2 separate regions of the Homo sapiens genome follow, and region 2 is linked to region 1. A link is a loop called in an ENCODE intact Hi-C map of the cell type or tissue named here. Cell type or tissue: Caco-2. All regions are shown on one strand. Each heading gives the region's core, and the rest is flanking DNA. Links, peaks and the distances in the headings are about the cores only.

Evidence for each region. Hi-C counts contacts between places; a loop is a spot of excess contacts. Peaks named below come from ENCODE experiments on the same cell type or tissue, not always from the same donor. Only the 100,000 strongest peaks of a DNase experiment are listed, where the experiment ranks them.
Region 2: it touches region 1 in a loop (20-fold over the local background); 3 of 110 quality-filtered maps call a loop at or near these places.

Annotation. Positions count from the first base shown.
Region 1 is chr10:83,418,175-83,433,869 of GRCh38, reverse strand. No RefSeq gene overlaps it. Among named protein-coding and RNA genes, the nearest start is that of LINC02650, 250 kb to the left of the region's middle. In Caco-2, for the core only: no CTCF peak of the experiment used is centred there; no DNase peak of the experiment used is centred there.
Region 2 is chr10:83,863,378-83,879,072 of GRCh38, reverse strand. No RefSeq gene overlaps it. Among named protein-coding and RNA genes, the nearest start is that of LINC02650, 190 kb to the right of the region's middle. In Caco-2, for the core only: a CTCF peak has its summit at 7,394 (motif pointing right); a DNase peak (open chromatin) is centred at 7,392.

The DNA of each region.
Region 1 (15,695 bases), core at 3,398-11,397:
TGACTGAGGACTATGGGCTGATAGGACTCTGAAAAGCCAGGGTGTGGACCAAGCTGGCTAAGTAAGACCAGCTGGACTTAACATGGCACTGGATGTGACCAAAATGTCATCTAGGATCTCATTATATGCTCATTGACATAATAGATCGCACACCCACGAGTGCCATGACACCTTCAAGAACATTGGTGTAAAATGGGTGGCACCACAGTTCTGAGAAATCTCTATCTTTTTCCAGGAATTTTCATGAATATTCCACCCTTTGATTAAAGAAACCCATAAAGGTAGTGTTCCCAGACCAAACGGAGGGTCAGGCTGCTTATTCTGATGACCCAATAATGAGATGCAGATGAACTGGGAGAGAAGGGAGCTTTTATTTCTGTAACTGGTCGCAGGGAGAAGGCCTGGAAAAGGTAGCCAGACTAAAAATTACGAAGTTCTCCAGAGCTTATACACTTTCTAAGCTATGTTTACATGTAAGTGTGCATTTATCTAAAGACATAAGTGATGAACTTATTTTAATCTATAACTAAGATCTGAGTCCTGAAGGCCTTCCTCTGGAGCCTCAGTAAATGTATTTAATCTAAATGGGTCCAGGTGCTGGGTGATTACCCTTAGCTTGTCTCCTGCTAAATTATGGAAGTTTGGGGAATTCCTTCAGACCCCCAGTAAACTTGTTTGTGGAAGCCTGGGGAGTTTCTTCAGACTCCCAGTAAAACTTGTTTAATCCTAAACAGGTCCCATTGAGAATTTCTTTGTTATCTCATCATGCTTCAGGGCTCAGGAAAGGCCTAGGCAAAACTCTTGGTGGGCTTCTGTTACATTCCAGCCTTTGTAGAAGGGCACTGGCTCTATCAGCTTTTAATATTTAACTTAACCAGTCAGTCAGTGCTGGAACAGTTGTTACGGAGGCTGGCCTTAGTGAGACCTGTCCTGCCACAATAGTAGCCCCCAAACCCCCTTGCACGACTCGCTCTTGAGTACACCACTCTCTCCTCTCGAGTTCGCCTGCTTTCCCCTCTCTTGAGTGTGTACTTTGCCCTTTGCAATAAATCTCCATGCTTGCACTATTTTCTGACTCATCCTTGAATTCTTTCTCTTGATGGTGTCAGGAGCCTGGTTACTGGTTGGGGTTGAGATCCCACTGGAGTTCAAGTACCTTTCCCAGTCCACTGGTATCACTGGGTTCACTGGACTGTGGCTTCTGGAATATCTTGCTAACTATGCCAAATCTGTAGGGGAGAAGAGAAGGCTTCCCTGTCACCCTCTGAAGGTTTGCTGAAAATGAACTGACAATCAGCAGATTAACAGAAGAAAAAGGCGTACAAATTTATTTACTATCTATAAGCACAGGGGAATAACAGGAGAATCCTTACGCAATAACTTACTGAGGTCCAGATGCTTACATACCAGCCTTCAGAGGGGAAAAGGAAATGTGGCAATTTTTCGAGGTAGTAAATTATTTTCAGGAGAATTGAATGGAGGCAGAAGGCAGATATTGTCTTGTAAACAATGTCTTTGTAACCTGAATGAGCCCTAGATACAGACAATGTCTTGTGACAAAATCCATCCAGATGTGGTTACATTCCTCAGTCTTCTTTCTTCAACAGAAATGAAATTTCATCAGATGACAGCAGAAATCATTGGGAAAAAAAGATAATGAAATTTCAGAGAGGGGATGGAAGGCAATTGTATTCTCTTTGGCAGATCCAGTGTTAAAACAGATTAGGGAATATCAGAGTAAAATTTTATCCTGTGCTGGGTGGGTAGGAGATGGGAAAGACAGGAGAGGTTAGAAAATCCTTGATTCAGAGGCAGCTTCTAAGGCCTTCCTACTTTAGTTCAAAGTGTTCACCATGCTAAAGAGCCATACTTATGGAGTATCACTTGCTGAGCCCCAGCATTCTGTAACAATTGTAACTTTTCTGTTTCAAAGCCATTTTGTTACAAACACTGACATAATTTTATATAAATTTAAAATCACAAGTAATCACATTTTGGTCAACTATAAAGAAAGAATTCTCCAGGAATAATATAAGAATAACTAGACATATTTCTGATGCATTCTAATGTTAAATAGTATTTTCATAAAAACTCAAACCAAAGGCAACATAATGCAGTAGATTAATTTTCACATAGGAATGGGTAGGGCCTATTAGAAACCTAGGACAGTTTATTTACGATAGAGCCATCCTTCATGTACTGTTGAAACTTAGTGCCAAGCCTTAGAATAGAAATAAAGACAGAAAAACCCAAGTATATTAAAGGATTGTATGCGTACAGATAAATATATCTAATTTCTTGTTTTTCCCTTTCCATTTTCCATATATGATCTCTTGGTAGCAAAAAAAAAAAAATAAGACATAGAATGTTGATGATTTAATGAAAATCATTCCCCCTGTTAGTGGAGTTATTCAGGATCTCTCCAAATGCAAGTTCAGTAGCCTTATGTCCATATGAGAGCTATTACATGACTCTAGTTACGAGAACTGTTTGAAATTAGAGTGAATGGCTGAAATTCACCTATGAGGGCTGCCCTTGAGGATGCTACAGCTTTGACAGGTACAGAGACAAGGCCAAACTAAAATAGATATTATTTGTTTATTAATTTCACAATGGGTTGCAACAGAATGGGAGGGGGAAAACAATGATTGAACAGTCTGCAAATGAAGGCAATAGATTAAAAGTTAGGAGTGTGATATCCTTGCTGGGAAGGTATTCTGTTCTAAGAGAGCACTGGAGGTGAGGCAAAATGGGAAGACCTGAGATCAAATAAGGCCTGGGTGATGTGAAAGGAAAATAAATCTCAGTACCCCAGATTCCCTAAGCCAAAGGGAAAAGTCAAGCTGGGAACTGGGTCACCCAAACCTGCATCCAGTTTTGTTCCTAATAAAATAGCTACAAAGATAAAAAAGCTACATACTTCCCTCACAATTTGCTCACAAGGAAATTCCTTGTAGGCCCCCAAGATCTTTCCCCTAAAATTGTTCTGTTAAATTTCACTCTGACAATGTAAATTGACAACTTATCTTCATAGTTATGGGGCAGAGGACAGAACTAAGTCATTCCTCCACTCACCTGAGACAAATGCATATCTAACTGCTTCCTCTACCCTATATTTATTTTATCTTACATAAAAATGCAGATTCCCTGAGCAAGAGACAATTACATAAGTGACTATTCCTCTACTCTCTTTCACATGTAAAATGTGGATTCAGCAAAGACTGAGCAGACTCAAAGAAATGCAACCACTTGCCTCTTTTATCTACTCTCCTTTTTTTTCCCTCTTTCCCTTAATACCCACTTTTTTCCTTTAAATATTAAAGTACCAGAAAACACAGATGTTTTCTGTGGTCTGTGTTCCTGTTATCCTGTGCTCATCCTTAACCTTGGCAAATAAACCTCTAACATGACTGAGACTCGCTGCAGTAATTTTCTTTGATTTACATTGGTCAGATGCTCATTCCATCAACCTTTGTTAGATTCTGAATAGTCACTTTACAAGGGTCATAAGGACATAGGCTGTATTGCTACTGATGGGGTTCAGAAAATGTTTCTCCACATATGACTGTAAGAGACCAGTATATGCACCCCCAATTCACCTCTATGGCACCTCAGACACAGAAGCACCTCTGAAAGTTTATCCATTTATAAGAAAAATTTACATCTATAAAGAGATCTCCTTTTGTAAAAAGTGTTTCCCACTTTGTACCAGGAAGAGAAGACCAACTAAATCACTAGAGACTTTAGTTAAAAGAAGGGGTATATACTTAAATCTGCATAACAGACCTTATCCTTGTTTTACAGTTAAAGGGCCTGTCCCCACGCCCCTCTTTCTTTGATTTTGAGAATGATTATATTTAAGCCTGAAGTCTGAGGACAACTTTTTGAGATCTTTAGCGATCTCAAACTTTTTGTTTGAGTTGTCAAACTTTTTGACAACTTTAGAGGTTTACTGATTTCTCTGAGTTCTCTCTCATGTATACTGTCAGTCCTCTGAGCCCAAGCCTGCATGTATACATCCAGATGGCCTGAGGCAACTGAAGAACCACAAAAGAAGTGAAAATGGCTGGTTCCTGCCTTAACTGATGACATTACCTTGTGAAATTCCTTCTCCTGGACAATGATTCTCAGAAGCTCCCCATTGGAGCACCTTGTGACCCCCGCCCCTGGCTGCCAGAGAACAACCCCCTTTGACTGCAATTTTCCGCTACCTGCCCAAATCCTATAAAACTGTCTCACCCCTATCTCCCTTAGCTGACTCCTTTTTTGGACTCAGCCTGCCTGCACCCAGGTGAGTAAAAGCTTTATTGCTCACACAAAGCCTGTTTGGTGGTCTTTTCACGTGGATGCGTGTGACATATTCAGGAGCTGTACCTGTTATTAAACTTATGTTTGCTTTTCTGCTGTTAATCTGTCTTCTGTTGCAGGAGTCCTGATACCAGTGGAGAATTCAAATGGGATCCTTGGTCCTTGATTCTTCTTGGAAGAAAGAATTCAGCTAAGAGACAAAAGTAGATTTTAAAACAGATGTGAAAGTTTTTTGAACAAAGCAAAGTACACTTGGAAAGGACCAATGGGCAACTTGAAAGATCAGGGGCCCCACCTGATCTTTGACTCAGGGCTCTTACAGATTTACTATTTCCTGTTTTTTCCCTGGTCTCCTCCTCTCATCCTCCCCCTTGAGTGGGCTGCTGGCTAATCACCATATGCACAGTGACTTGCCAGTGTCTGGGAAGGGTCACATATGCTTTCTGGTGGTTGAAGTTACACACATGTTCTCTTAGGACAATTGTTCCTTACCAGTCTAGTGCTTCTAGAGGAGGGTCATATACCAGTCAAACCCCACCATTTTTTCCCTTACTGCACATACCTATACATGTTCATTTTTAAAAATTCTTATTGGGAATTTCTTGCCCACAGGCTCAAAACATTTCTCCCTGTCATCAGCCACAACCACTTATCATTCCTGAGGACACCACTGGACAATTGCCTGACAGTTACCTCATGGTTGCCTGACATTCTTTGGGGCCCTATCCTGCCCTGCTCATATCTTCCTATCTAAGTACTCTAACAGTCACAGCTAAAAATTCATAAAGGGTGGAGAAGAAACTCATTTTTCACCTCTACGGGACTGTCTGCAGAGTTCAGAGCAATTGAAGGTGTTGGTACTGGAAGTGACAGGCCAATTCACTTCCTTGCTCTCTCATCCTTGGCTTCTTATCATTAGGCTGGTGTCAGTAATACCCGCCCAGCCTCCATCATAAGGCAAGGACCTGCTGATGAGAGACAATCTCTACATTTTGTAGGGCAGGTTCACTTTATAAGAGAAGTAGTTATTTAAATAGCTGAAAGGACAATCTGAGCTTCATTTTCCCCACATATCACAACCATATTTGTTTTATCTGCTACCTTTCAAATGGATCAACACTGTTCCAATACCCAAAATACAGCAATACCCAACATACAGCATTTTAATATGCTAAACCAAAGAAGCCTCAAGGTCTCTCTGACCTCCCCCTAAACTATCTCTCCCATAGAGGTTGAGTTCCTTTATCTGCCTAAGATCCAGACCTAGCAAAGAAAACAATTATTTTTTCTTGCCCTCCTTATTTCATTATTTACTGCAGAAAAGAAGACCAAGAATATAACCATATCTGAACAGAGTTCTTTACATGTATAATGACTTTCTCCAAGGGTCATTTAAATTCCAAAGAGAACAATTTACAAGTTAATCTCTGTTCCCTGATCCAATCAGTCTCCCTAGTAATCATTTATTGCTCCTCAATAGAATTCCTCTCCTCCCCCATCTCATATTTTCTTCTACCAGAATCCAAGCCCCATTCTTTCTGTAACCTCAAGGTGGTTACAAGCTTCTGTACCTCATTGGGATGTTGGGTCTTCATTCTAAGGGTTCCTGGGTACACACATTAAATAAATTTGTATGCTTTTTCTCCTATTAATCAATCTGCCTTATGTCAGAGATTTCCAGTGAACCTCCATGGGGCACAACAGCAAACACTTCAGGTTGAAAAGATAAAAACTTCTCTTGAAGAAAAAAGAAAACTGAAGCAAATGGGAAATTCGTTTAGGCTTATAGAACATGAGCAACCTGAAAACTGCATGTGGGTGTTATTTTGGGACAAAAGTTTACAAACATTCTCTTTGTGAACACAGTTGTCAAGAGCATTCCTTTGAGCAGGAATCAAGGTGGAGAGAGAAAAATATTAGTGTCTTGGTCATAGCCCATGCTAGTGATTATTTAGCCTTATATTCTATGTGCTTCATTTTTTTTTTTCTGTTCTCATTCCTTTGTCTTAATCATGCTTTTCTTTTTTCTTGAGATGTAGGAAGCCAGATGATGAGGATGGAGTTTAATTTTCTGGGTCAGTGGAACTGCTGGCTTAGCATGTCTTCTGTGTGTCTTCCTCATTTTCTATCTTCCTGGTATAGGGACTGGAGGAGTTCATCCTACTGGAGGCTGCATTGTTGGAAAGCTCTCAGTGGCTCCATTTGTTACCAGGAGGCTGTTAGAGATCAGCCACTGCCGTAAAAATAACAGACAGAAAGCATTTGTGATGTCCTCTGACAGCTGCTGAGTGGTTGCCTCAGGCAGCGGGGCTGTGGCTGTGCATTTCTCCAAAGTTGGACTGCACAAGCATCTGATTTGAGGTAACTAGGGAGGGGGCAGAATCCTTTCTCAAGTGCAGGCACAATTAAGTTTCCACACACCAACTACCCACGTCTCGCAGGTAAAAATTTCAGTTGTGATAATGAGGATATGTGATGATGCGATTATCCTAATGTGAAAAGTTCAATGCAGAAATGCCAAGTGCCTTGACGATTGGGCTCACCTGTGTTTATGACAGTGTTGATAAACTGAGTCAGGAAGTTCTGTTTATTTATTGTTTTCAGAGAAGCTTATCAGTCCTCTGCTTCACAAATCTCTGAGGAGTAAAGGTGGCTTAAGAACAGAAATGAAAAATTAGAAAACAGTAAAATAGGCCACATGGACTTTGAAATAGGAAGAGCTTTATGTTGGAGGACAAAGCTGTTAGAGGAAATCGCAAATTAATTAATCTGAAGTGTCAAATGCTGAATTTATTCCAACTCCTAGGTGTAGGAATTGAGAAACCTAGTGTAATAAATTGCAGTTAGTCCTTAAATAAAATGAAGGATTATTTGTGATATGGGGGAGAGTGAAATTTAGATTTTATGTAATGAAAAAAAAGATTCTAGTCCTATTCTCATTAGAAAAGCAAGTGGGTTGAATTCTGATTGTGGATGGTAAGGATTTAGTTTCTGCTTTTTCAGCTGCTTGTATACAGATGGATAGCATATTTCATGAGATAGTGGGAGTTACAGCTTTCTCCCAGGTGCAGGTGGTGTGATTTTTTTTTTTCGAAGTTAATTAAATATCTATAGCTGGAAGCATTGATGGTGTTTACATGTTCATGCACCTTATAGTTGACCTGGACCAAATATTGTTTATAATAATAGGTAAAGAAAAGGAGGTTTATCTTCAATAAACATTAAGTTAAATCTAGCCTATTAAAAGTCTTTAATAGATATGTTTCATTAAACCGTGTGAAATCATGAATAAAGTGGAAAGGACTGTGGTAGAATTTTTGAAACTGCCTTTGCAAAATTATGACAGTAAGAGAAATCTGACATAGTTGATTCCATTTTGCTTCTAGCCTCCAAGTTGTCCTTGGTCATTCCCAGGGGTAGGCCAAGCTAACTTTGGGAGAAATTTAGTTTATAGTTTAACTTGAAAGCAAGGATGATATTAGGGTTTTTTGTTTTTTGTTTTGAGATGGAATCTTGCTCTGTCACCCAGGCTGGAGTGCGGTGGTGTGATCGCAGCTCACTGCAAAATCTGCCTTCCTGGTTCAAGTGATTCTCCTGCCTCAACCTCCCGAGTAGCTGGAATCACAGGCATCTTCCACAATGCCTGGCTAATTTTTTTAATTTTTAGTAGAGACAGGGTTTCATCATGTTGGCCAGGCTGGTCTCAAACTCATGACCTCAAGTGATCTGCCTGCCTTGGCCTCCTAAAGTGCTGGAATTATAGGTGTGAGCCACCCTGACCAGCCATGGATGATAATAGTTATTCCCAAAACCACCTTTGTAAAACTAAAGAAAGGCCACAAGGTTAGAATTATGAGAGGGATCAGCCATTGTTCTGGAGGCCACAGGATTTGTAACATCACTCACAATTACTCCTGTAGATAACATCAGTATTATAGAACCTAAGATTGACCTTTTGAGATGTCTTTTCAGACTTTTGCATTTCTGAGACTAGCTAGCTCCACCTGGACTCCTGATTCATGATTCAGCTGGTCCTGTGGCCCCACCCAGAGGCCGACCTGGCACCTGTGGACCATTTTCCATACCCCTATGATGGCATCCCCAGCCAATCAGCAGCAACCATTTTCTAGTCCCCTCTGCCTACCAAACTATTCTTGAAAACTCTAACCTCGAAGCCTTCAGGGAAATTGATTTGTAATAACTCCATCTCCTACATGGCTGGCCTCTCATCAATTAAACTCCTTCTTTACTGCAATGCTGCGGTCTCAGTGAATTGATTTTGTATGTGCAGGGAGCAGGACAAACCTGTCAGGTAATTCCATTTTGAATGCTTCATTGGTTTTTGTTGAGGAACAGAGGGTGACTGGAAATGTGTAAGGGTATTTTGCTGTTTTGTTTGCTTGTTTGTTTTGGTTATTTTTGTTGTTGTTTTTTGAGACAGAGTCTTGCTCTGTTGCCCAGGCTGGTGTGCAATGGTGTGATCTTGGCTCACTGCAACCTCTGCCTCCCAGGTTCAAGCGATTCTCCTGCCTCAGCCTCCTGAGTAGCTAGGATTACAGGCACATGCCACCACACCTAGGTAATTTTTGTATTTTTAGTAGAGACGGGGTTTCACCATGTTGGCCAGGCTGGTCTCGACTTCCAACCTCAAGTGATTTGCGTTCCTTGGCCTCTCAAAGTGCTGGGACTACAGGTGTGAGCCATCAGGAACAGCCTTTTGCTGTTCTTTCTTTGTCTGTTTCGGAATGTTACAATGACTGATTTGTTATTGGCATTTAATGGGCAGCTTTTAGAGAATAAGCCTTCTATATGTTCAGGACAGCCCTACATAATGAATTTTACCACCTCAGTGTCAATAGTGCTCCACTGAGAAATACTGGGCAATTTAAGAAAAGTTCACAAGCCAAAGAAGTTCCTGAAATGCTCTTTTTGATCAGATCATAATAGATTATGGCCCAAAGACCCAAATGGAAAATTATTGGATTGAAAAGGTAAAACAGCTTTTTCATGTAGGGCTTTAAGAGCCCATGTTGAGGGAAAGGAAGAACATCTAATGAATATCCACTGGACATATGTTGGGTGCCTTCTTCACATTGGATAGTTTTACCTTTTCAACAATTTTGTGAGCAAGGGGAGTTTACCCATTTTTACAGACAAGAAAACTGAATCCAGAAAAGAGAATAACTTGCCCAAAAGCACAGAACTAGTAAGTAGCACATCCCAAGGTGATGAGAAAACATGGCCTAAGGGCAGAGTTCTAGGCACTTTCCACCCCTTTTCACCCAGGGAAGCTCACTTAACATACTACATGTCTAAGTCAGTTTCATTTAAAGAAGTAAAAAGGGAACGCCAAAGCTAAAAGCTTACTGGACCATGTTGTCTTGACTATGTGAACTAGCTTTGAAGTAGGGTTGTTTTTCCAATGGGAAAGTTATCAAAGCATTTTGACAATTTATACCCCCATGAGGGGAATCTTGTTACCATGAAATTATTCTTTGTGATTCTGTTTTCACAATAAGCCAAGGTCTTTTTAATTCTCCTTTTTTGTTAGTTTGTTAATGTTGGTCAACACCAAACACTAAGAGAACACTGTAGTTTTTATTCCAATCCTATAAACATAGTTACTGAAGAATTAGAAATGATTAGCCTCACAGCCATCAGAAAATGCACTTTTAAACAGTGAGAACTGATTCTGAAAGCCAGAAACTCTTATGAACAGCCCTTTACTATAATTGGCTTTTGTGCAACAAATGGAATATGTTCCTCAGGGGTTTGTAGAGAAATGAAATAAATTGAATATAAACTAGATTACCATTCCTTGAAGTACTATTAAGCACTTTGTGTAGTCTAGTATTTCAGAGATATTTTCCAACATCATGGCCTTTCCCATGCCTCATTCGTGTGTTGTTTTTCTTATTAAAATAAGGTAAACAGATCATCGAAGAACATCAGAGAGCCCTAACTTAAGTATTCACATTACTGATTCAACTTTACACTAAATGTAACATTACATTTGCTTCTTTAGCTGATGGATGTAAGCCATTAGTTTATATTAATGTAACTTTCAGAATGACTCTTTAATCTTACAGTTTTAAGGCATTCTAATCCATTTTTACCATATACATCATCAATAATGTTTGCATGGGTATTACTCTTTCTTATGAACAATTTATATGTACAATCTGATGATTCATAGTACCATTATTAATGACCAGGCATTCAATTGTCTTATTAACAAAAACAAAATATCACAGATGTACCAAAAAAAGAAAAAGTAGAGGATCAGGGAAGGAGACAGAAGATATAAAGGAAGGGGATATAGAAAGAGCATGTCACTCAAGTGATTTTGTAATTTTTTGTGTTATTTCAAGTGAAGTGTGTACTTTGTTATACCAATAAATATGTCCTCTGACTTGAACTTGACAGTGGTGGTCAGAGAAATTTATCTCAACACTTACCCCATTTACTCCTCAACGCCCACTCATGACAGGCATCCTTCCTGACAGGTACACCTTTACACTTCTCCCTCATAACCAGGAAAGCACTTAAGTGAGATTATACAGCACACTTTATTTTTCAACTTGGTCTGCTTTCTTGTGAAAATTTCTCTTCATATCAGTATAGGTAATTCATTTTCATCCTTTTACATTACTGTATGATATCCCTCAGGCTGTACCTGATTTTATAGAGATATTCTCTTTCCAATAAAAATTTGAGTGATTTCAGTTCTTCACAATTAAAATAATTCCACAATAGGTATCCTAGTAAATATATCTTTGTGTACATGTCAAAATTAATGAAGGATCTAATTTTTGGAAATAAGTCCCATGCCGCACTCCAGACCTTCTCTTTCAAAATCTACATCTTAACAAGAAATCCCAGTGACTCAGATTAAAGTTTAAGTAGCAATTGTCATAAAAAATTATATGTATAATTAAATACCAATATTTACTTTCAACATGAATATTATCAATCACTTTTTAATTTTGTTCAGGCTGATATTGTCTTATTTTAATGTTCACTTACTTGATTGCAAATAGGTTGAGCATCTTTCTTCATATTTGTTAGCAATTTGTTTTACTCCTTGAATAGAAGATTCATTTACTTTTCTTTTTATTTCTATTTGTTTTGTCTTTACATTTTTCTTTATGGTATAGAAATTCTGGATCGTGTCTAACAGGTTATACATATTTTTTTCCAGCTGACTGCTTAATTTTATTAATTTTGTTGAAATATCTTTTTTTCTGAAAAATTTTGAAATTAAAATTTCAAGCACAATTAATTTATCAGACTTTTTTTATGGTTTCTGGATTTTGTTTCTCAATTCAGATGGCCCATTGTGTCACAGTAATTATAAGTTTGGGTTTATTATACAACTATTTTTAATATTTCTGAAAGTTAGTTTTTTTAATTTTGTGAATTATCCCACTATATTTTTTCCAAATGTTTATCCAGTTGTTCCCAAGCATTTATTGAAAAATCTGTTCACTTATCTACGGAAAAATCCTCCTCTGTCTTGTACTGAATCCTCTTATATGGGTCTATTTCTGTATTCTGCTTCTGTTCCACTGATCAATTGCCCTTTTTATATTTTTATAATCATGTAGTAAGTTTTGATATATAATATGGAAAATCTCTATATATGTTTAATTTTTGTTTCATGGCAAAATTAAAACATTATTTACTTTCAGATAGACTTTTTAATTAGTCTAGTTTTATCAAATAATATTTTTGAAAGATTGGAATGATAATGAATATAACAATAAATTTAGAGGGATGAATTATATTCTTTTTTAATCTACATAAATATATAATAGCATTGGTTTTATTAAATCCATGCACATATCAATTTTAGTTACTATAAATGTAAAATGATAAACATAAAAATGTAAATGAATAAATAAAATCACTATGCTCTTCTTATTTAAATGTAAACTTTGTTAATATCTGCTTTTTTCTTAGAATATTGTTTTTTAAAGATGTCTATAATTTTATTTATAAATTTATGTATGATATGTTTTGGAAGCAGAGGAAAGTGTAGATAAAATTAAATATTATGTCATGCAGTACACCTCCCAGTGACTTCCAATTTTAACACTTAAAAAATATATATACACACACATATATATACATATATATATAATTACATATATACACACAAAAAACATATATATACATTCATAACCTCTAGAAATACATAAAATGAACTTCTAAAATACATAACATGAGGATAATTCATCCAATGCACAATTGCAAAGGATATGCTTATTGAAGTTCTAAAGGAAGAAACACATATTCCTAATAAAAATTTGAAAATTTATTTTATGTACTCTTGTTCAGATAATAACAAATAAAAACCAAATGGAGCTGCCAGCATTCTTTATGTTTTTTTTCTTTAGGCAGGAGCAAAGCTTATTTACTTTCATATATTTATACAATCATTATGTTGAAATGAAATATATATAAAAATAGTGCAGACCATAAGTATACAGCTTTTAATAATTATAAAGTGGACACACATGTAACTAGCCCCTAATTCAAAAAGTAGCACTCTAGAAGTCTTCTTGATAGCTGTCTTTCAGTCACAACCTTCCCTAAATTCTTTGCCAGTATTTATATTACCTTATTTGCCTTTTTTTCTCCTAGTATAGAAATTTTAAAAATAAATCATGGATATAATCCCTTTGTACTTTAAATGTGTACATCCACTTTGTAACTTGCCTTTTCATTCCCTTAATGATGTTTTTGCCAAAGTAACATTTTTGAATTTTTAAAGTAATTTTTAAGTAATAAAGTTCTTCTATTTTTTCTTAAAAGTATTATTAGATTACCTTTTATGCTTAGTTCTACAATCCAACTACAGTTTATTTGTACTTGTGGTGTAAAGTAGGGATAAAGAATTTTTTTTCTTTCTCATAAGAATGGCCAATTAACCAAACACCAGGTTTTGAAAACTGCAGCCTTGCCTCATTACAGCTAAGTTTCAGGTAACAATAGCTGAATTCTATTCTGCTCCATTGGCCTATTTGTCTTTTCTTGTCCATTTTCATGCTGTCTTTGTCACTATAGGTTTATAAGTATCTTGATATTAGTAGTAATGTACATTCTCTGAACTTCTTCTTTCAATTTGATTATTTAAACTATTTTAGAACCTTACAGATTTAAAAATCAATTGTCAATTTTGACTTTAAAAATCTGCTAAGATTTTATTCTAATTATGTTGGATTTATAAATAAAGTTGAGGAGAATTGAGACCTTTACAGTATTCGACTTTCCTACTATAAAAATGGTATATTTCTGAAGATGGCATGAGCAACATGGCAGAACAGAAGCCTCCTGACATCTACACATGGATCAGTTATCTCCAAGAGAAAGCCAGAGTGTAGTTGAAAGACTCCTACAAACTAAATGACTGAGAACATATCCACATCAAAACGGGTGGGAAAGACTGGGATTCATTCATGTACTAATGCCACACTGAGCACAGAGCCTTTCAATCAGGGAAGAATTCCCAGCTCTTTCAGCCAGAGAGAGAAGACTAGAAAAAATAACTAATCCTTTGGTGCAAAGACATAGATGCACATCCATAAGAAAAAAATAGTAAACAGGCAACCATGATCTCCCCAAACAAAACAAGAAACCAATAACTGACCCGAACAAGACAATATGTGAGTGCTCTAATCAACAATTCAAAATAGTAATTTTAAGGAAACTCAATGATCTTCAAGATAACACAGAAAAGCAATTCAGAAATTTATCATGGAAGTTTAGCAAAGAGATGGAGATAATAAACAAAATCAAACAGACATCTTAGAACTCAGAAATACATTTGCTGAAGTGAAAAATTCATTAGTGCCTCTCAAGAAGAGTATGAATCAACCAGAGAAAAGAATCACTGACCTCAAGGACAGTCTAATTGAAAATACACAGAGGAGCAAAAAAAGAAATCAAAAGCAAGAAAATTGTTTATGAGATACCAAAAATTACCTCAAAAGACCAAATCTAAGAATTACTCATGTTCAAGAGGGAGTTGAGCAAGGGCAGGGAACAGAGAGTTATTCAAATGAATAATAACGGATAATGTCTCAAAAACTGGGAAAGATATAAATGTCCAGTACAGGAAGATCAGAGAACACATGACAAATTTTATCCAAATAGGACAACATCGAGACATATAATAATCAAACCTTGTAGGTCAAAGATAAAGAGAGAATCATAAAAGCAGCAAGATAAAATAAGCAAATATCATAAGACTTCTCAATGGAAAGCACACAGGAGGGAGTAGAATAACATTTTCAAAATACTTAAAGGAAAAACAAAACAAAACCCCCAAATACCTGTCATTCAAGAATACTGTATCCAGGAAAGTTACTCTTCTAATATGAAGGAGAGATAAAGTATTTCCCAGAAAAACAAAGGCTGATACCACCAGATTGGTGTAACTAGAAATGCTAAAGGGAGTTCTTCAATCTGAAAGAAGAAAACACTCATGTGCAAAACCAAAAAAAATTGAAGGTATAAAATCCACTGGTAAATTAAGTATATGGACAAACCCAGAGTACCCTAATACTATAATTGTGATGTGCAATTCACTCATAGACTTAGTATAAAACACAAAACACAAATCTATCAAAAACAGTAACAGCTACAACAACCTGTTAAGAGATAGGTAACATAAAATATGGAAAGGAAATACTTAAAAGTCAAAATGTTGGAGGGATGGAGTTAAAGTACAGAAGTTTTCTTCTTTTGTTTGTTTCTATTCTTTTCTTTGTGACCTAAGAGAAGTTTTCATCTCTTTAAAATAACATTATATATTAATATGTTTCTTGTAAGCTTCATAGTAACCACAATACCAAAACCTGTAATAGGCTCACTGGCAACAAACAGCAATTAATTAAAACATACTACCAGATAAAATCACTTACCAACAAAGGAAGACAGTAAGAAAGGAATAAAGAAAAAGAGGAGTTGCAAAACAAACAGAAACCAGCAACGAAATGGCAGCAGTAGACCCTTACTTATTAATAACAAAACTGAATGTAAATAGCCTTCAATTAAAAGGAATAGAATACCTGAATGGATAATGAAACAAGAACTAACTATATGCTGCCTGTAAGAAATCTATGTCACTCATATAGACTGAAAGTGAAGGGGTGAAAAATGATATTCCTTGCAATTATAAACCCAAAATGATGAGGAGTAGCTATATTTATATTAGATAAAATAAACTACAAATCAAACACTTAAAGGAGTCAAAGGTCACTATGTAATGTTAAAGGAGTCAATTCGAAAGAGGATTAATAATGATAAATTTCTATGTTTTAATATCTAATAGCAGAGCTCCAAATTACATAAAGTAAACATTAATAGATTTAAAGAGAGAG
Region 2 (15,695 bases), core at 4,314-12,313, 440 kb before region 1:
CACCTAGGGTTGTCCACCCCCTGCCCATTCCCATCACTACTTTTTCTCACCCCACATCCAATGCCCGGGGACATTGACACCTGCTGAAATCAATGCCTGAGCCATCCTCCTCTTTTTGGGCTGACATGGGAGTGGGGAAGCTACCCATCCTCTTAGAATTAGCCCTATAGCTGAGCAAAAACAAAACCAAAGCCAAAAAACTACACTTACCCTTCTTTCCCCATCTTGTTATTCAGGGGAAATGTGAGAAATAGCTGGAAAGGAATGTAGAGGTTACTGTGAAGGAGGTGGGAGAGGGGGTAGGGCTCTAATTGTAATTAAATAGTATTTTATAAAAATACAGGGAATTATTGAAAGATTGTAAGGAGGGAAGTGTCCTGATTAGACTGTGGTTCAGAGCTGTGGCAGGTGTATGGGCAGGCAAGGGAGATGAGGGAGGCCAGGGGGCCAGAGGAAGGGCACTGGCTGCAGTCCTTGGGGCAGTGGGCTGTGAGTGTGGCTTGAGACAAATGATGGGGGTGACAAGCCCTGCAGAGGCAGGAACAACCTTTCAGCTTTGCTCTGCTCCCTCAGCCCTGTGTGTTCAAGACTGGGAGGGGAGACTGGGGTAAGTTTCTCACCACCACCCTACTCAGTGTCCAGTAACCTCACCCTTGTTTCGTGAGTGTTTAGATATTCTAGGATTGAAAAACTGGTTGTCTACTTGGAATAAAATGCATGGTTCCTTAGTTATCTTGTCACATAACAAATTACCCACAATACATAACAACTTAAAACAACAAATATTTCTTACTTCATAGTTTCTGAGGGTCAGGGATCAGGGAGTGGATTAGCTGAGAGGCTCTGGATCTGAGTCCCTCATGGGGTTGAAGTCAGGCTTTCGGCCTGCTGGGGCTGCAGTCATCTCAACGTGAGGCTGGAGGAAGCCCTCCTTCCAAGATGGCTCAGGTGAGTGTTGGCAGGGGCCCGAGTCCCTCACTGCTGTTGCTGGAGGCCCTGGTTCCTTGTAACGTGGGCCTTCCCCTTGACCGCCTGAGGTTCTTCATGATATGACAGCTTGTTAGTTTGTTTCCTCAGAGCATGTAAGAGAGAGAGAGAGAGAGAGAAAGAGAGAGCAAGAGAGAGAGAGGCTACTAAGGGTGTAAATACGAGGAGGTGGGGATGATAAGGGGCCATTTTGGAGGCTGGCTACTATGTAGGGCTGGAGCAAAATCCAAGACATCGAGGAGTGCCCCTCCTGCAGGGCATTTGGCAAAGGAGAGGCTGAATACTGACGAGATGCCATCCACTCTGCCAAAGGGAGACTTTGCATGTAGGGGGTGAAGTCTTCTGGTGGTGACTCAGTTTCCACAGCTCCTGGGAATCTGCACAGCATCACTCCCAGGGCTCCTTGGCTGGATCCCCGTGCTCAATTTCCTTTAGTGTCACTTTCCTCAGGAGAAACCCTCAGGCTCCGGCATGGCCGCATAAGCACCCTCACTGCTTCTCCCCTCCTCCATTCTCTGACATCTTCTTAACATCAGGAAAAGTCCCATCCTTATCTCTTTTTGTCAGAACCACTCTATCTAGTTTCTTCTCTTTTTTCTCCCCTTGATACTATTTTCTAGTTCTTTTGTAAGAGATCTTGAAAGTCCATCCAGAGCCCAGTCACTAACAACCAGAGAATGAGTCACTTTTTCTCAAATCTGCCAGGATGTGAAGGGGTATACTCACGTTCAATCCTTCGGAGCATCAGGAAAAGGGACCTAGATGGACCCCCGATGATTTTCTATTCAAATAGTTTATGAACCCTCATCTGCAGTGGAGGGATGGGGGAGGCATGGGAAAAGGTGGACTTAGCCACATATCCAAGGAGCTGAAATCCAGGGCTACTATGGCATGAGGAAAGTCAGAAGCAGCTTGGGAAAATAAACCAATGAATTCAGTTGGCACATTTTGAACTGAAAGTGGGACAATGTAGCAAGCGGTTGATGCTGCTGGAGATCGTTTGGAGCAATGGCTTTGGAGATGTGTTTAGAGGCACTGGCTGTGCAACAAGCTTGGTTAACAGTTCTTATTGCTTCAACTGTACAATTCAGTGTGAGTTCTTACTACTATCAACCACCATGAAACAAGCCCTGCTCTGTGCCAAGCCCTATCTCAGGTGCAAGGCATAAAGTCAGTTCCCCCGTGAGGGGCTCTTCTCCCAGTAAGGGAGGCTGAGTTGGACACAGGCAAGGGCAATCCATCATGATAGGCATCTCGGAGTTTTGGGGATGAGAGAAAAACTGTCAGGGAAGGTTTAGAAAGACACTATCTGAGATAACCCAGAAAAGTGGACGTGGAGGTCAAGCGTAGCTTCCATTGCTGCCATTGAACCACATTTCTCAGGGCAACATCAATGGCCACTCCAATGGAAGCTAACCCTTTTATTTCCCATATGTTTTTGCTTTTCCAGCAGAACATAGGAAATGAAAACTACTGTCCCCAAAGCCCTCATAGAGCCCCACAATATATAATCCAGTGACTCAGGCTGGCAGTCTCCACCTTCCTTCTTTGACTTTCCAGCAATTCTATCATCATTGGCTCTGAATCTCTGACCCCTGCTGAATGATTGGCTCCTTCCATTTTCCTTTGATTGCTCTCTTCTTGAGTTGCCTCATCTAATTTTATCAAAAGTTTATTTCCCCTCTAAAGCATTTGTATGTTAACGAAAAAGATCTGTAAGTGAAGATAGTTTTTATTTTCTGTGTTTTGTTCTAACAGATGATTATTTTTCTTGTCTGGGCTTGAACAGAGAAAAGCATCAGCAAGGCTCTTGTTGAAAAATTCATCTTGTCGCTGGTGGCAAGAGCCACACTGCAAGAAATAATAAGCCCAGCTGCAGCCGCTGTTCGGATCACAGTAGAGGCGGCAACACCCCTTCCCCCAATTCTTCCTTTCTTTGCTTGCTCTCTGAGCAGCTCTCCATGAAGCTGCTGTGATTTACATATATTGAAATAGCCTGTAAAAAACCCCATAGGATCACCCCCACTTCCCTAACTAGCAGGGCAAAGGATCTCTCCCCCAGGTCAGAAAAATAGCATCCTCCATCATAATCTCGGCTCTGTGGTCTTTGGGGATGCTGTTGGCCATTCAGTCTCTGACAGTCATTTCTTTCTTGGTTCTTACACCAGGCATCCTTTTACCAATTTCTCCCCTTTCAACAGCCACCTAGAGACATATTAAGTTGCTTCCCAGTTTTCTCTGCCTGTGATCAATCACTCCAAACTCAAGGGAAGGACAGAGCGACAACTTCAAGCAAGACCTCCAGGGGATCTCTGCTGGAAATTGTACTTTATTTAAGACCCAGCTCTTGGGACCCTTCCCTTATGAAGTCCACCTGGTCACCAGCATATAGGTTACTGACGCCCTTATAGGCCCATATAGGTTACTGTCTTGAACGCCTCCTGATGAACACACTCATCACACTATATCTCCATGCTCTTTCGATACATTTGTCTATTCAACTAAAGAGAATCCACAGACTTGGGGCACCTTTTGGGAGCAGGGCAAGCATCTCCTTCTTTGCTTTCCCTGAGATCCAGCACCTGGCAGGGAGTTTGTACTTATTAATTATTTTTGGATAAATCAGTGAGCTCTGAAAATACTCAGAAGAATACCTTTACCACTTTCTTCTTTCTCCTGGCCTTGGCTAGAGTTTCTATAGGGAGGGTGCAATTTTGGACCATTCACTTGCTCTCTGGGCAATTGGGATTCCATTTGTAAAAGCCATCCTGACAACAGTGTGGATAGGGCCCATCAGGAACAATGTTTGGTGAGCTCAAGGCTTGCCCGTGAGCTGGGAGCCCCAGGCCCTCTCTGAGAAAAGAAAGGTTTGGGCACTTGTTAGTGTTAGTGATAGGTCAGGGGATATTAGATTTTATAGCTCCTTTAAGGATGCTTAACTTATGTTACCAGAGGGGTCATTTGCAAACCACAGCAGATCAACGAACAGTGAATTTAAGTAGCTGCAGACTTCTTAGTTGCTATCTTCCACACGGAAGAAGAGCTAAGTGTGCCTGCCCTCAGGTTATGAGGTAAGAATCTAATCAGCTAATTCAACATTGACATTCTTCCCATGGATGTCACCTGCATCCTTCTCAGCCAGCCTGGCACTAGGGACACCTGGAGTGCTAGCACTTAAAAGGAAATTCAATTTGTTTTCTCCAGTTCAGTGACTTTGAGGTTAGGGCTCTCATAAGAATTATAAAATAATTCCTAGCCTTTGGTTGTCAAACACCAAAGCTGAGATGTTAGGGAAGTTATCCTGCATAGAATCAGCATTCCTGCAGAGGACTCAGTCCCATGGGTCATTTGCTGGAAGGGATTACATGTACAAGCATGTGCTTTCTCTCAGGCATTTGAGAGTTCGTATTCTGATTGGGCTACATACTGGCCATGAGACCTTTGGCCAGGGACTTCCGCTCTCTGAGCCTTGATTTCCTCACCTAGCAAGAATAAATAATATTAATATTCACCTCAGAATGTTATTTTTTACGATTCAATGAGATACTCTATAAGTCTTAGTCCTGACACCTCATAGGCTCAAAAAAGATGATGGTGATGATGATGATGATGATGATGATGATGATGATGATGATGATAAGCTTGGAACTAGTGATGGGCCTGGAGTCAGACTCAGCTGTTAGATGCAACATGGTCTCTGGAAATATCGAATTTCCATTTCAATGCTTACTTACTTACGGTTGCATACTGACTTTTAAAAATTTTAGAAACATTTATAGGATAATATCCAATTGACATCAATATATTTACTTCCATGATGTTGCTCCACTTTCCACTTTCCCCTTTCCCCAATCTCAGGGAAGCTTTTTATATGTGAAACAACTGAGGCTCAGAGAGGCCAAGATCATTCATAATGTGGGTGAGGCAGAGTCTGGAATAAGGCTATGGTTTTTTGAGCTCAGTTCTCCTAGCTGGGCAGTTTACCACTCTTTGTTCATAAAGTAAAAGGAAAGCTCTGAAATTCCCACTGAAGTATAAATAATGGATCTCCACTAAAGGCATTATCCCTCCTACTAAAATGTTAGGCACCAGGGAGATAGGTAGGAACAAAATGCCCCCTGCCTTAGGGAAACTCCCAGGACTTTATCTAAGCTGTGAAGCTCTAAGAAAGATTAGCATCTGATCCTCAGACAGGTAGGGGGTCACAGCACTGGAGAGGATGGTGAACCATGCAGTCTAGATGGCACTGGGTGGGCCAGTTTTCTGGAGCCAAATGCGGTGATTCCTAGCATATTTGGGGTGGGAAACATGAAGAAAGATGGGCAGTGAGCACCATCACTATGGTGCTGGGATGATTCCTGCCATGGGTGTTCCCTGGGTCTCTATACGTGGTCCACATCTGCTCTGGGGATTTGACTATCAGGAGCCAGAGAGGATCAGTGTGAGGAGTCTGCTGGGCAGATGCAGAGAACAGTGGCCAATGTATGGGCTCAGAAAGATTTTCTGAACATATGTAAATGGTGGCTTTTCACACTAAACATGAGCACACACATGCAAGCTCACACTCACTCACATACACATAGATCCCCAGCTTGGCTTTCTGGGTCCTTTTTTTTTGTGAAGGGGAATTTTACTGTCCTTACCATTGTCACTGGATTTCTCAGAGCCTCCTCTTTTCAGGTATCCCAGGCATGTCCTTTGTACAGCTCCATTTGCGACCTTGAATTTCTCATGCTGTCTGTGTTCTGACTTTGCTGTGATTGTGCTTTCCACCCTGCGTGGCTGCTCTCCTACCCAACGAAGCTGCTCTCTCCCGCAACGAAGCTGCTCTCCCCCCGTCATCATCAGAGATCCCAATGGGGAGTCCACCTATTTCAGGTGCTAAAGCCACTTAAGTCCTGACTTTGGAATCAGAGGCTGCTCTCCCTCAGCACCAATCCATCTCCTGGTGGTTTCAGCTCATTTGTTATTTCTTGCAAACTAGATGGTCACAGCATGGTCTCGACTATATACTCCACCCCCCACTTATTAAGATGTTTCACAAGGAAGTACAAAAAGGTAGTGATGCATTTTAGTTAAAAAATGTGCTCAGCTGATCCATAATTCTGCTCCGAATGGAATTTCGGTCCCATTTCTCTTTCTGACTTTTGCTGATGTTGGGGCCCTGTCTTTACTATTAAGCTGCCTTTGCTGATGAAAAATTACTTTTCTTACATACTGAGGGCCAGCTTCATAGAAATGTGAGCACAGCTTTAGGCTGCAGGAAGAGCAAATCCCAAAGGACTTGGAAAAAAGAGCACTAAGTTTAAATTTCAGGCCAATTACCAGCTCTGCAAACTTGGTCAAATTAATTAGCATTCCCAAGCCTTCATTTATTAAATGAGGGTGTCAACTTTTTGATTGAGAATTAAATGTGATGGTGTATGAAATGGTCCTGGCTCTTAGTAAATGCTTGATAAAAGCCTCATCTCTTTGCTTCTTTGCTTACTACCCCCTATGATAATGCTTACATGTGTTTGGATAAAAATGTCAAACGATGGATGATGTCAGAGACTAATGGCATCATTTCTAAAACTCCAGCAGAATAATAAACAGGACCTCATCTTAGGCCTTGAAACTTCAGATCTGCTGCTAGAGTCAGACAGCAGCATTCAAATTATGTGTGCCTCAAAAAGACAAACATCACATGTTCTCACTTATTTGTGGAATCTAAAAAGTAAAACAATTGAACCCATGGATGTAGAGAGTAGAAGGTTGGTTGCCAGAGGCTGGAAAGGGTAGTGGGAGGTAAGGGAGAGGTAGGGATGGTTAATGGTACAAAAAACCAGAATGAATAAGGCCTAGTATTTGATAGCATAACAGGGTGACTATAGTCAATAAAAACTTAATTGTACATTTTAAAATAACTAAAAGAGTATAATTGGATTGTTTTTTAGCCCAGAGGATAAATGCTTGAGGGGATGGATATCCCATTTCCCATGATGTGGTTATTATGCACCGTATGCCTGTATCAAAACATCTCATGTACCCCATAAATCTGTACACCTACTATGTATCCACACAAATTAAAACAAAAGTTTAAACAACAACAAAATCAAACAAAAACAAAACCAAAAAAACCTGCGTGCCTGCTTCGTTTGAACAAGAATCCTACCAGCTGTTCCTGGGGTGATGACAGCATCTTATTTTGCGTATGGAAAGCACCTAGCATCTATCTGGCACACACAGGGAATGCCTGGTGAATATTAATTACTTTTTCTTTTGTTCAGAGCTGGCAGGAAGTGGGTCATATAGGTGTAAACTAGCCTCGAAGCAGTCGGGCTGCCTTGCGCCCCTGGGCACCTGTTGTGTGGATCCCCGGGCAGAGGCACGGTGGTATCATTAGCTGCAGTGTGAAGCTTCTTCCAGCAGATGTCGCTGTGATACAGGCGTCGCCAGCCGAACATTGCAGGACCTCAGGATCGCCCTGTGGCTGCAGAAAGCGGCAATGCAAGCTGTGACATTTGGGCACATTGTCCATAGGATGTTTACAGAGGCTGCAGTGGGCTTGAAAACAACAAGCATGGGAGTTTGAGTTATAGTAAAGGACAATGAATAAAGAGGAAGGATTTTTTTTTTCAAGAAAAAGGAAATTTTGATGTCAATGGCAGAATGGATGACTGTAAAGGAATGCTTTTAGATGGAGGAAGAGGACACACCTAATCTGAGTGAGGGTGTGGGAGGTTAGGGGAAGTTCAAATGGACATAGACGTTGGATACAAACATCCTCACTCCATATTGTCACTGACATCGTTAATAGTCTATAGTCTTTTTATGCCCCTGGAAACCCACGCTACGTTTTTCAGGGGTCTTTCCTGGATCCTTTAGAAAGGGATAAGTATAGATGTGTTTGAGTACTCCCTTTCTTTACAAGAGAAAGTCCTTTATGGGGCTTTAGAATCTGGAGAAGCTGCAGGCAGTTGCAAGATCAACTTGAATCTTAAATAGCTCTCCATGTAGGGTTTTCAACGATGTACATATATAGATGTGTCCCTTGGGGTTTTCTATTCCTGCACATCCTAGGTTTTCTAGTTGAAGTCACAAGCAGCTACTCCAAATTGTGGGTGTTGCAATTAGGGCATTTACTGATCAAGGCTACCACAGGATGTTTCTGGGGTGAGCAGCTAGAGCTGTAACCATGCAGATAGAAGTGGAGATCGTGGCTTCTGAGCTAACAGAATCCTTACCATGTTGTTTGTTCCTAGGATATGAAGGTTGTGGGTCTGTGCACTTAGCTTCTGACAGAGTAACTCACCTGACCCTTTATCACTACCAACCCAGCAACAACCCTTGGTGAGCTTATGTCATGGCTCCAGGCTGTGCTGGGCTGGGGGAGGGCCAGGCAGAGTTCCCGTGCTTAAGGAGCTTGCCATGTCTTTAGCTTCTTGAAGTGATGAGTAAATGGGTTAGAAGGTAGTTAAAAACCATTGAGGAGACCTAAGTGGAGGCTAAATGAGCTACAAGAATCACCTATGTGCTGGGGGTTGGGGAGACCTGGAAATGGTGAAAGAGATTGGAAGCAAGGTGGGGCAAGGCTTTGGCTTTGAAATATGTGTGGATTTTGTGGGTGAAAAATGAAGGGGGAAGTTTTCCCAGGTGGAGATGAATTGTATGAAAGAGGCAGGAATAAGCCTGGTGTGGGTGGGACGGTGCCTAGAGCAGCCCAGCTAGGCCACTGGGTGAGGTTTGCAGAGTGAAGTGATGCTGACATCAGGAGCAAGTAAACTGAAGATTCCCGTGGCAGATTGAAAAATAAAACAGATCCAGCAGTTACGTTTCCCGGCAGCATGGAACCACTGTGGAAATCCACGTTCTAGGAACTGGCTCCTGCTGTGTTCCTAGCAATGTCCAAGAAAGCTTTCACCAACCCATGGCCCAACCGAAACCTGACATTGCTGGTTGACCCAGTTCTCACCACCTCTGACTCCTACGATTGACTGACCTTTGACTCCAAACGGTACTAGGGGCAAAGGGTGGCAATGTGGGTTGAAATGAGAGAGGTCAAAGCAGGAAGACTGGCAGGAAGGCTCCCACAGACAGTTAGGTATAATCTGACTTGGACCTGCCTAGGAGGGTGGGAATGGCTACAACCAGATGGGGGTCTCTCCCTGAAACATTGCAAAGGGCAATTGGAGGGCTTGGGACTGGCGGGAAGAGGGGGTGAAGCAAAGAGAGGAGTCAGTGATGACTTCCTCTAGACAAGTTTTCTAGCTTTCATGCCTGAGGGCATTGTTAGGCCCCTAAAAGATACAAGGACTTTGAAAAACAGTTTAGATGTATATATTAGGGAAGATAATGAGTACAGTTTGAAACGTGGTATAATTTGAAATGGTGAGATTGAAATAATGGTAGATCACTTACGTGGACATACTAGGCATTTGAAAAGGTGACAGTGTGTCTCTAGAGGATGGAGGGGGATGGAGGGATAGAGCTCCAACCATTAAGGTGTGAGCCACCAGCCTGGCACATGGTAAAGGCAGAGGGTGGCAAGAAGGCAGATCACAGGCCATAGGCCTAGGCCTGAAGTGAAGAGCTGTGCAAGAACTTTCTGTGACCAGGATAATCTGAAAAGAGACCCCTCTCACTTCAAGATGGAATATCCCATTTTCTGCCATTTCTATATCAGTGTCTTGAACACCTATTATCAGGGGAGGAGATAAGAAAGTCATACAGCAACACTCTTGGCCCAGGAAGCACTCTGCAGCTCCTCCATGAGGAATCTGGTAGGCCCCAAATGTTCAGAGATCACCTAGTTCATCTGCCTCCACATAACAAGTGGGGAAACTGAGGCCCAGGAGTCACTGGCATGCCAATGCTGTGCGGTTAGTGAGGGAAGAGAAGACCCTTAGCCAGCCCATGAACTTCAAACTTAATGCCTGTTCCTACTCCCCCTGCAAAAACAGTGTAGAGTTCAAACATGAGCATCAGGCAGGCTTGTGTTCAAATCATGGCACCACCACTTCCTAGGTCTGAGACCTGAGGAAGGCGAGACAGCCTCTCTAAGCCTCAATTCCCTCACCTGGAAAATACAAACAATGAGATTACCAATGACATTAGATCCTATGTGGCTTGTATGAGGGGACACAACCAGGATGCTGAGCACATTGCTGCCAGAGAAGCAGTCAACATTAATTCATTAACGCTTAACTCAGGAAATAGTTATTGTACACCTATTATGCTTCTAGTATCAAGGATAAAACAGTGGGCAAAACCCATGCTACCTCTGCCTCATGGATCTTATAACCTAGAGATGACAGACATTAATTAAAAGATATGAAAAATAATTATCGACGGTATTAGGGACTATCAAGAAAAAGGCAGGGCACTCTTAGGAATGAATAGCAGGACAACCTGGTTTAGTCTAGGGTTCAGGAAAGAGCTGAATGCTGAAGCATGACCAGGAATCCCTCGTGTAGAGAGAAAGGCAGCAGAAGAGCATTCCTGCCAGCAAAAGGAGTCTGCTCAAAGGCCATGAGGTGGGATGGAGGTCCAGTGTTGCTGGATATTAGAGGCATAAAATGACTCTGGGGTGCAGTCCCTAGTTGTTAAGGTCCCCCTCTGCCTTCAGTCTCATTCCAATCTCGATTGATCCTTGCGAGGACAAGGAGACCTCCCCCTCTTATTACTGGAAGGGGGATTAATGAAGTTATTTAATACTATAGACTTAGTAGGTTGAGTGTCTTGGGGAAGATCAGGACACCCTTAGAACCCAACTGCCCTTGTCTCCAGATTGTTCAATTTTCAGCTTCTGTTTAGCATCCTCTTCCCTGCTAAGTCAGAGCCCTGTCCAAACCTTAGCCTTCCTCTACAGCTCACAGGGCTGGACCCCTACATATACCCTTGGCTTCACCTGTGGTGCCATTCCTAGTGCAGTGATCCCCCAGAATGCTGAGGCCACCTGGTAATAAGCGAGCCCCATGGGGAGAGTGGGAGTGGGGACGGTGACAATGGCCTTGACACAGGTAGGTTCTTATCAATTAAAATTGAGAGGTATGCTGTTCCAAGTTACCCAAAGACCCTCTTCCCAGGAGAGAAGCAGCCCTGTGCTCACAAAAGAAGTCACAGTCCAGTCTGGGGAACTGATAGGAATACAGTGAAAAAAGGAAACAGCAGAGTGACCACAGGCTGTACAGCCAGGAGGAAAGAAGAGGTCAGCCCGAGTTAAGTGTTTCAGAACGAAGGCTGTGAAAGGCACATGGCTGTGTGGCTCTGCTAGCCCTGATCCTGATCATTGCACTTGGCTGGGAACCCTTTGCAGCATTACTTCAGTCTCCAGGTTGAGCTTTTCTGAGAGCCAGATCTGCTGGTGGTAAAGGCTGGTTATCACTCCTTTAGACACAGTGCAGAATTGCAGGCCAAAATTATCCCTGGAGGATCTGCTCCATCTCCAGCCCATGCACTTACAGAGTCCTTTTCTTCTGCATTCGCACCCTCTGCATGCCTAGTTTGAGTTTCTCTCTGAACTTCCCAATTTCCCCTTGAAGTTTTAATGAGGAAGAAGGTTTGCTCCTGAGGATGCTGTCCTGGGAGCATCCAGGGCATGGACAACTTAGGTCCTTACAGAAGCAAATCCAGTCATGTTTTATCCTCACAGTTGTAGAGGCTAAAGCCATCCATAGGCACCAAAGAATCTCGTGGCATCTTTGGATTTGAAAGGAACACTGAAGTCTTTTGTCCTGTGCTGTACCCAGTGGATTCCAGAATTCACCTCCTTGGTGATGCTCCATATCATTTAGCGGAATAGGGAACACTAAATACAAGGAATTTTCTCACAGATATGTGTGGCATTATGTAGAATTTATTTGGAAGTTTTTGAGAAAAATGATCTTCTGAGACTCTGGAGTAGAATCTGACAAAGGAGGGTGTGGTGTGCTCCCTGATGCAGGAGGAAGGGATAGACATTTGCTGAATGTATAATAGGAACCCAGCTCAGAATTAGGCATATTACATTGATTTTTCAATGATTCTCAGAACTCTGTGGGCTAGTGGATAATGTCTCAATTTTATAGCCTATCACCCTACTTCCCCATTAAGTGGTAGAGCTAGAATCTGAAATCAAATCTGTTCAACCAAGTCTGCGGTTCTTCCACTAAATCAAGTTGCCTCGTATTTATTTATTTATGCATAGAGGCAGTGAAATCAGAAAATATTTTTCATAGGTGCTGTCTTCTGGAGTTAAAAAATAACACCCAAAAGTAACACTCCTCAAGTCCTGGGTTCTTGTCATCATTCATAAACATTCCTCGATGACAGCCGGTTGCACCTGTCACCCTCCTACCATGAGGAGGGGGAAGACGAGAATTTCTATGAAAGATTTATAGGCTGAGATCAAAGAAGCAGTCAGGGTAAAGTTCAAGCTCGTCCCCAAGGTCTCTTTTTTTTTTTTTTTTTTTTTTTTTTTTTTTTTTTTTTTTTTTTTTTTTTTGAGACGGAGTCTCGCTCTGTCGCCCAGGCCGGACTGCGGACTGCAGTGGCGCAATCTCGGCTCACTGCAAGCTCCGCTTCCCGGGTTCACGCCATTCTCCTGCCTCAGCCTCCCGAGTAGCTGGGACTACAGGCGCCCGCCACCGCCCAAGGTCTCTTTTATTCCTTATGTCAATAAATTCAGTAGCCCCACTCTGAGGTCACACTGATTTGTTTTGTGCTGTATTTTCTACCTTCTATGAGCTGGCACTGTGATAAGCACAGTGGATGTGGGGAGATGGTCCCTGCCAAGTAGCAGAAACACAGATGTAGTTGAGTCATTACAGAGCAGAGTGGTGTGTGTCTCATAGCTGGGCACATGGAGGAGGGAGTCACTGACTGGGGCAGAAGCTACTTAGGGATGGGTCTAGTTCAATGAGCCAAAATGCATTTCTGTAGGGGTGCTTGGGAATGACAGGCAGGACCTGATCTTCTGGAGCCTTGTGTGTCAGGTTATAAAGCTTGTAATTTATCCTTCAGCTGTGGGGAGCCACCGAAAGTCTGGCTTGGTCCCAACCTCTGTGTACTTCTATATCCTCACCTCTCCTCATGGGCGGGTTCTGCCCCACTTCCATTCTTTGGCATGGAGAGGACTGGCCCTGAGGGGAGGCAGGAGATTCTCAGAGCACACCTGCTGCCAGTTTAACCTGACCAGGTGTTCCTGTTGCTACAATGAAATTTCTTCCTTGGCTGGGAGTGGTGGCTCACACCCATAATTCCAGCACTTTGGGAGGCCAAGGCAGGCAGATCACCTGAGGCCAAGAGTTCGAGACTGGCTTGGTCAACATGGTGAAACTCTGCCTGTACTAAAAATACAAAAAAAAAAAAAGAGAGCCTTGCATGGTGGTAGGCACCTGGAATCCCAGCAACTTGGGAGGCTGAGGCAGGAGAATCACTTGAACCTGGGAGGCAAGGTTGCAGTGAGCTGAGATCGCACCACTATACTCCAGCCTGGGCGACCGAGTGAGACTCAGTCTCAAAAAAAGAAAAAAGAAAAGTATTTAAAAAATAGACATTTCTTCCTTAGTCGTGAAGCTCCTATTCTAATCTGCCTTAGTCTGGGAATGACTCTCTACTCCCAGGAACTAGAGGCTGGCCCCTAAACGTCAGCTCAGCGCCTCTCTGGGGCTATCATTCGGCCTGAATTCCTGGGCTCTATCTGACTTTTGAGGTGTCTCCTCTGTATCTTGTGATCTCCTTTCCACCAACCTTCCTGGCCAACTTTTTGCTTGAACCAATGGCGAATGAGTGTAAGAATTATTCCCACTCTTAATGTCTGTGCTCAACGCCTGCAGGTGGGTCAGCTCTCCAGGTCTCTACCTGCCCCAAGCCTGATAGTTGTTTACTTTTCAGCTTCATCCAGATGCTATTATGAATGATAGCCCCAGTCCTCTCCTTTCTTGGAGGTCATTAGAGAGGCCAGTTGAAGCTTAGTGTGGTTTTCAGAGGTACTAATCCTTGGTAAGACTTTTGTGATTAATCACTATTATGGATTTTTATATTCCTTGGAGAGACCCTACCAGGAATTTCACATAACATTAATATCCCAGTACCATTTGGAGTATCTCGGCCATTTGGGATATGTCTTTACAATCTTTTTTTTTTTCCATGAAGGTTATATGGTATGACTCCTGAGACCTTTAATATCAGAGACAGTTTATATGAGTATACATTTCAGACTTTAAATACTTTCACTCAAAATTCTACAAATATTGTCACTTGGTCTTTTGATCATTAGAGTTCCAGGGGCGAGTTTGTTCTTGTTATTCTGTGGAGAATAAGTTTCTAATTTATTCATCATTGATTAAATATATATTCATTGAGTCAGATCAGATTGAATTATATGAAATAGCTACTTTTACTTTTCTAGGGCAATAATTGAAACCAGCACTTCTGTATGGTTCAGCTTAATATTACATATCAGGCCCTGTGCTAGTGCAAGGAAACCCTAAAATATCAAACCGTACCTGCCCTCCAGGCACACACAGCTAGGTAGAGAAGCAGGACAATGAGCAGTTAATACAATAGAGTGTGACAGAGGCCATAAAAAAAGTAAAAACAAAACAGTGGAGGAAGGGAAGAGGGGCAGAATTAGAATCCCGGAGAAGGCAGGCTTATGTCCTTTTCTTATGCCCTACCATTACTCTATCTTCATGCATAAGCTACGAGCGTATTGATTTCCCTTTTCTTTCTTTCTCGTTTTCTTTCTTTCTTTCTTTCTTTCTTTCTTTCTTTCTTTCTTTCTTTCTTTCTTTCTTTCTCTTTCTTTCTTTCTTTCTTTCCTTCTTTCTCTCTCTCTCTTTCTTTCTCTCTCTCTCTTTCTTTTTCTTTCTCTCTCTTTCTTTCTTTCTTCTTTTTTTTTTTTTTTTTTTTTTTGGAGTTTCACTCTTGTTGCCCAGGCTGGAGTGCAATGATGTGATCTTGGCTCACTGCAGCCTCTGCCTCCTGGGTTCAAGTGATTCTCCTGCCTCAACCTCCTGAGTAGCTGGGATTACAGGTGCCCGCCACCAGACCCAGCTAATTTTTTGTATTTTTAGTAGAGACAGGTTTCACCATGTTGACCAGGCTGGTCTCGAGCTCCTGGCCTCAGGTGATTCACCTGCCTTGGCCTCTCAAAGTGCTAGGATTAGAGGTGTGAGCCACTGCGCCTAGCCTATAGATTTATTTTCTTCATCCTTGATGAGAGGAGATGAAGGAGAAGGCTGCTTCAAAAAGTAGAAAACTTGCAGTCAGAAAACTACCCTGTTTTCCTGTTCTATTGCCTTTACCTTCTAAGTCATGGGCAGCCGGGGGTGGAGAGGTCATTGTACCAACACCAAACATAAACAGGTAGGCCACAGGGTACATTTTTGAGTCTAGTCCTCTCACTTTTATATTTAGTAAACATTACTCTCATCTTCTGGCAATGTGTTGGCTCTTCCAACTTGTTCTCAGTGCATTATGGAATTTTCATGTTTTTCTGAGCTTCTTCGTAGAAGTTCGGATGGGACATTGGGGAACGCTGGTTCAGAGGCTCCTTGCCAGATGCCATTTTAAGACACAGCCAATAGATGTTAGGCTGAAGCCCAGGCTTTATGCAATTCTTTGAACACTGGATATTGGACTTTGCGCTGCCCATTCTAGTGCAACCCAGGGAGTTAGTGAGTGCTTCCAACTTTAGTTCCACTTGCTTTTGGCTTACTCCCTTTTCGCAATGTACACCTTAG